Regions from separate parts of the Homo sapiens genome. Here region 1 is linked to region 2. Evidence: chromatin loops called from intact Hi-C (ENCODE). Cell type or tissue: dorsolateral prefrontal cortex. All regions are shown on one strand. Links, peaks and the distances in the headings refer to the core of each region. The heading gives the core; the rest is flanking DNA.

What was found. Hi-C counts contacts between places; a loop is a spot of excess contacts. Peaks named below come from ENCODE experiments on the same cell type or tissue, not always from the same donor. Only the 100,000 strongest peaks of a DNase experiment are listed, where the experiment ranks them.
Region 1: it touches region 2 in a loop (3-fold over the local background); 4 of 110 quality-filtered maps call a loop at or near these places.

Annotation. Positions count from the first base shown.
Region 1 is chr6:22,661,029-22,663,949 of GRCh38, reverse strand. All of the region lies in intron 2 of LINC03005 (long intergenic non-protein coding RNA 3005), which reads left to right. LOC102724736 (a long non-coding RNA gene) reads right to left here and starts at 1,556. Exons shown (of 4, transcript XR_926578.2): 1 at 648-1,556; 2 at 1-16. In dorsolateral prefrontal cortex, for the core only: no CTCF peak of the experiment used is centred there; no DNase peak of the experiment used is centred there.
Region 2 is chr6:22,735,936-22,738,856 of GRCh38, reverse strand. No RefSeq gene overlaps it. Among named protein-coding and RNA genes, the nearest start is that of LINC03005, 19 kb to the right of the region's middle. In dorsolateral prefrontal cortex, for the core only: a CTCF peak has its summit at 1,284 (motif pointing right); a DNase peak (open chromatin) is centred at 1,316.

The sequences.
Region 1 (2,921 bases), core at 227-2,726, 75 kb after region 2:
ATGATTTCACTCATACCTGGGAGGACAATGATAGACAGAGGGAAAAGAAAGTGGTTACTAGGCTCTTCCTCTGATGGTCCCTTGATGACTCAATCCTGTGTATCCAAATTCAACACCCATTCAATCACAAGGCCCCAAGTTGTGCAATAAGTTAACAAGGAGAATCCAATAACACCTTCTGACTCGTGTGTCCATTTCTAAAGGGTATCAGATGGGCTGGGCATGGTGGCTCACGCCTGTAATCCCAGCACTTTGGGAGGCCAAGGCAGGCAGATCACCAGAGATCATGAGTTCGAGACCAGCCTGGCCAACATGGTGAAACCGTGTCTCTACTAAAAATACAAAAAATCAGCTGGGCGTGCTGGTGCACACCTATAGTACCAGGCTGAGGCATGATAATCACTTGAACCTGGGAGGTGAAGGCTGCAGTGAGCCGAGATCACACCACTGCACTCCAGCCTGGGAGACAGAGTGAGACTCCGTCTCAAAAAAAAAAAAAAAAAAAAAAAAAAAAAAGGACCAGATGTATCGTTTTCTGTAACAGAGTTGAAGAGAGAACAGAGAACAGTGGGAATATGAAGTTTAGAGATGTGCTAGTATCCCACGATTAAAAACAAAAATAAAATAAAAGAGCAAACAACTCTCACCAACGTTATGGTGTACTTCTCTTTTTGTAGGAACGTCACCTTCCTTCACTTCCCAACAGACAGCTTTCTTTAAAACACCTTCTGTTCTTCAAGCTTCATTTGTTTTTCCACTGCTACGATTTGGTTTCTACCTCTTCTCTCACAACTGTGCTCACCAAGGCCTCAACGCTGCCTTCATTAATTGATCCCACAGCCACTTTTTAGCCTTTTCAGCCTTGACTTCCTTGCTGTAGTTGACACATTGTTGGCCCTTTTCACAAAGTGAATTTTCCCTCACTAGTTGTCTTGTATGTCATTACTCATTTCTGGTTTTTATTCTGCATTTCTGACTGCCCCTTCCCAGGTTCCTTCCAAGATCTCTTGCTGTCTACTAACATCATTAGTATCCCTGGCTCTGTGTGTCCCTTGATCCCTTAATCCACCCTGCAGAGAAGTCCCTAGACCCTCTAACTTCATGTCCTTCCTCTCTTCCTCTCCACATATGGTCCAAATCTCTCTTAGCTCCACGACTTTCCCTGAGGGCCTCACCTCTGTACTTTCAAATGTATCCTACTTTCTGCCTGGAATACCCACCCACATTCCCATTGGTCTAATTCCTGGTGATCCTTCAGTTCCCAGCTTAGATGTCATTACTTCAGAGACATTCCTGATCTTTAAGCAACCAAGTCCCCTCACATGAGTTTCTTCCCTTATAACATTCTCATTTTATTTTAAGTACTTGTAAATGTCTGCTTTCCCTGACGGGGTAAATTGTGACATCCCCACTTATGACTTTGTATGATTTGTACTACAAAAAGTTTCAGGGCAGAGAGGGTAAAGAGGCATAGAAATCTCAACCGGGCACAGTGGGTCACGCCTGTAATCCCAGCACTTTGGGAGGCCGAGGAGGGTGGATCACGAGGTCAGGAGTTTGAGGCCAGCCTGGCCAACATGGTGAAACCCCATCTCTACTAAAAATACAAAAATGAGGCAGGCGTGGTGGTGTGCACCTGTAATCCCAGCTACTTGGGAGGCTGAGGCAGCAGAACCGCTTGAACCAGGAGGCGGAGGTTGCAGTGAGCCGAGATCACACTACTGCAGACTGGACAACAGAGAGAGACTGCATCTCCAAACAAACAAACAAACAAAAAAAGAGGCACAGAAATCTCATGTGTGCTCTGTGATACTTGGTTTGGGACAACTCTGCCCAGTGACTTCACTGTTATTTAATTTGCACAGAAAGAACATTAAGGCCAGCAGAACTGCTATTCCCTAATAACTTGAAAGTTTAGTGAAGGAGAAAATGTGTCTGTGTTACACATCACTGAATTCTTGCTCCTAGCACAGTGTCTGCAGTCTTTCAACTGACCATTGCTAAATGTATAAATCCTCCCCATTACCATATTCTGGAACCGCACTGTCCCATACGGTAGTCCCCAAGCCACATACGGCTACCGAGCATCTGACATATGGCTTGAGATGTGCTAAGTATAAAATTACACACCAAGTTTAAGATCTGGCAAGAAAACATCTTAATAACTTTGTATTGATTACAAGATGAAATAACATTTTAGATATATTGTGTTAAATAAAACGTAATTAATGTACTAAATAATTTGCATTTGAGGGTCACAGTAGGTTTCTATTGGACAGCACTATTTCTAGACTTTCTTCTGAGACATTGCTCTATATCCAGACATTCATTGAATACCTCCAGCTGATGTCCCACAGACACTGTAAATGCAATGAAATTAAATTTATCATATTTCCCAATAACGCACTTCCTCTTCAGATGTTGCCTCAGATGTTAATGGTTGCAATTCATCTGGTTACCTAAGGCAAAATTTTGGACTATTCCTCCACTCTTATTTTTTTATGAAAAGACTCTTCCAATTTTCCCTTTTCCTTCCTGCCACAATGCCATTAATATGGCCACCGGACTCTCCAGCATAAATCCCCATCGGCACATCTAGGAGACCTTTTTTGACAAGGCATAAGACAGCCTCTGGTTGTCATCAGATTACAATCTACCTCTTTAGTGTCTCCTCGCTCTATTGTCTCACTAACCCCCTCTACTTGATACTCAAGAAAATAGCTCATATTGACTGAGTATGTTTCAAAAATATATCCTTACAATACCTTATCATTCTCATACTGCAAATGAAGAAACTGAAGCAGAGAGGTCAAATAATTAGCCCAGCATGTGCACCTAAGTGATGGAGCTGGTATTTGAACCTAGACCATTTGACTTTGGTATCTGGTCTCTTAACCGATGCTCTTTATTTCACATCCACA
Region 2 (2,921 bases), core at 221-2,720:
GGAACACACATTGATATGTTGCTATTACTCAACTTTATTACTGTACACAAGGAAACTGAGAGCCAAACTGAGGCCCTTTATTTTTATTCCTTTCAAATGTTATATTCTTTCTCATGTTTGTGGAGGGGGGAAAACAGCTATCTATAGAGCATTTATGCTACCTTTGCCCCACTGATATTTCTTATTGCATTTTCAGCCAAAATGACTGAGCATGCTTTCATCTGCCTTTAACAAAGAGAAATAGCAAAAGTGTAGGCTTCTGTTTAGAGATCGTTTATACCCTATTCCCTAATTTTCCCCTCCATATACTTCCTCAAGACATGTTAATGCAAATGTGTCTAGGAGAAATGTGTACTCTTTAGTAATAAGCTAGAGACTTAGTCTTTCATCCACCTTTGAACAAGTAGTTACATAGCCACATTTACTAGTTCCAAGTCGTGCTAATATATGAGGAAATGACAAAGCATTAGGTCACCATGAAGTCATAAAATATCTGAGGAGTTGATCAATATTAATTTATGAATGCACGTATAATGTGCATATCTCATTTTTCAGCTGATGACTTCTATTACCCGGAAAGAGCCTCATGGAAGAGAATTATAAAAGTTCTTTCATGTCAGCCTTGAAATCGAAGGCCGTAGAAAGCATTCATTGGAAGAAAGAGGTTACTTTTTATTATTGTGTATGACCCAGAGCAAGTGTCTTCAGTGTCTTCATTTCTTCTCTAAAGAACAACTCATTGGAAAATCACTTGGAGACCCTCACATAACAGATGAGAGCAATGTACTATCAAAAACCTGAATAAGAGAAAGCTCGAGAATTGATTTTCTATGTTGCTGTGACCAATCTGCTTTTCATTAGTTCCACTGACATCAGTACTAAATATATAAAAACAAGAGTTGTGTGTGTATATTGTTTTGTATTATTTTTTGTTTTATCATAAAAGCTCCACCCTCCGTTCCCCACCCCCCACCCCACCACACACAAGCTGTAGCCTTCCAATGAAGGGGGAAGAAAAGAAATAATTCTCATATTCTCCTATTTGCCCCAGACCTGAATTACTCCATTTCCTCAAGTCAGCAAATCCCCTGTACATCTGAAGCACTAAACTCAGTTCCTGAAAATATTGCCTGCTTGTTAAAGCACCCACACTGGATAGGCCCTTAAAGAGCCAGACATGCCTTGAAATTTACTGCCTCAAGCCCATCCGTCTTTCCAAGGCCTGCAATTTTCTTGAGTCTTTTCCCCAGACAAAAAGCTTCGGATGTTTGTCCCTGCAGAGGGCAACCAAGAGCTATGCTGCCAGTCGAACCCATCCTTGTACCCTGAAGAAACAGTGAGCAAGGATTCCTGGCTTTGGCCTTTGCGGGAACTTGACAGCTAATCCAAGTCATGCGAATGGCTTTAAGCTGACCCATCTTTTCTTTTTTAATTTAACAGTATGTGCAACTGTTTGGGAAAGACCAATTAGGCTGACCCATCATTTCTTCAAAGGCCTGATTGTTCTGATGTTTGGTCAAGCACACATACTACACGTAGATATGCCGTAGAAGCCAGATTTAGATACAAATCTACAGGCGTTCTGAGTTTCTCTGCCATCCAGCCAGCTTCCCCTCTTTTTAGGTGGATGTAGTCTCATTTGGCACCTCAAAGCTTGACGCAACACACCAGACTTCCTTCAGACCGTTTTACAACTGGTTTGTTTCGTTAATTAACCTCCTTTTGTGAGGTCTAATAGCCATCAGCCAGAATGATATTGGCTTCGTAGCAAAGAGTTTTATAGCTGTGTCACAGCATATTTTGATTTTCCAGCTAAAATTATCTACTATGCTCTCCGCATTACCATTTAAAGCACAGAAAATTTTCTTTGAAGCTGACAGTGTCCTGTTCCTCTTCATTAGAGTAAGCCAGAACTGTGCCATTAAACATGCTGCAGCAGAGAGGCCTGCAGGAGGCCCCTTCTCAGTTGTCCCTTCTTAGGCTTCAATTAAAAGATAATACTGACTACTTTCATAGCCCAGAAAAGTAAATTAACTCATCATCCAAGGAAACACAAGGTCTAAAATATAATTTCTTAGAAATTTGTGGCGCTTCCTCAGGTGAAATCTGTTTTCAGCTGCTTCTAGCTCCTATTTGGTAGGCACTTTCTGGAGACCTACGCTCCTGGTCATTTCAAATTCCTCTTAGCACCTTTATGTTCCTAATGGCATCTCTGAATTTTAGATCTAAGGGAATCACAGAGAGCAGATGCAAACTGTGAGATTAGACCATTTTATAATAATGCCTTAGACCAATGTTCTCAACCACTGATACTGCCATCAGCAGCATTAACATGAAAATGCCCGGGTACCACGGACCCAGTGAAGAAGAAATTCTGAGAGTGAGGTCCAGCAAGCTGCGTTTTAACAAGTCCTCCAGGTGAGTCTGATGCAAGCTAAAACTGAGAACCACTGCCTTGGGTATTTTTGAGGCTTTGGAGATTTCCAACTTATTGTGACATCCAGTAGTTTTGCTTCTTTACATTATAACTTCATTAAGTAGGCAGAATAGATAATACCTTTTCCAAATCTCTGTAGAGGAAACTATAGTTTAGAAACGGTGTTTGTTCAAGAGCAGCCTGTTGCTAAATGTTAAAGCAAGTCTAGATCACGAGGTTTCCAGTCCAACACTCATTTCCGCTGCAGTCTGCAGCCTGTGGAACAGAGTTGCTACCGCATGGACATAGAAGCCAGAAAGTCTCACCTGGCTCTAGTGACAGCATCGGCTGGGCCAACCAGGTAGAGCCCCTAATGGCTGATCCCCAGGAAAGTAAGCAAAAAAAGAAAGAGAGGAAAAGAGGAAGGGAGGAAGAGAAGACGGAAGGAAAAGGAAGAAAGGAAGGGAAGGAGGAAAAAAGAAAAGTTAGAAAATTGGATTAAGGA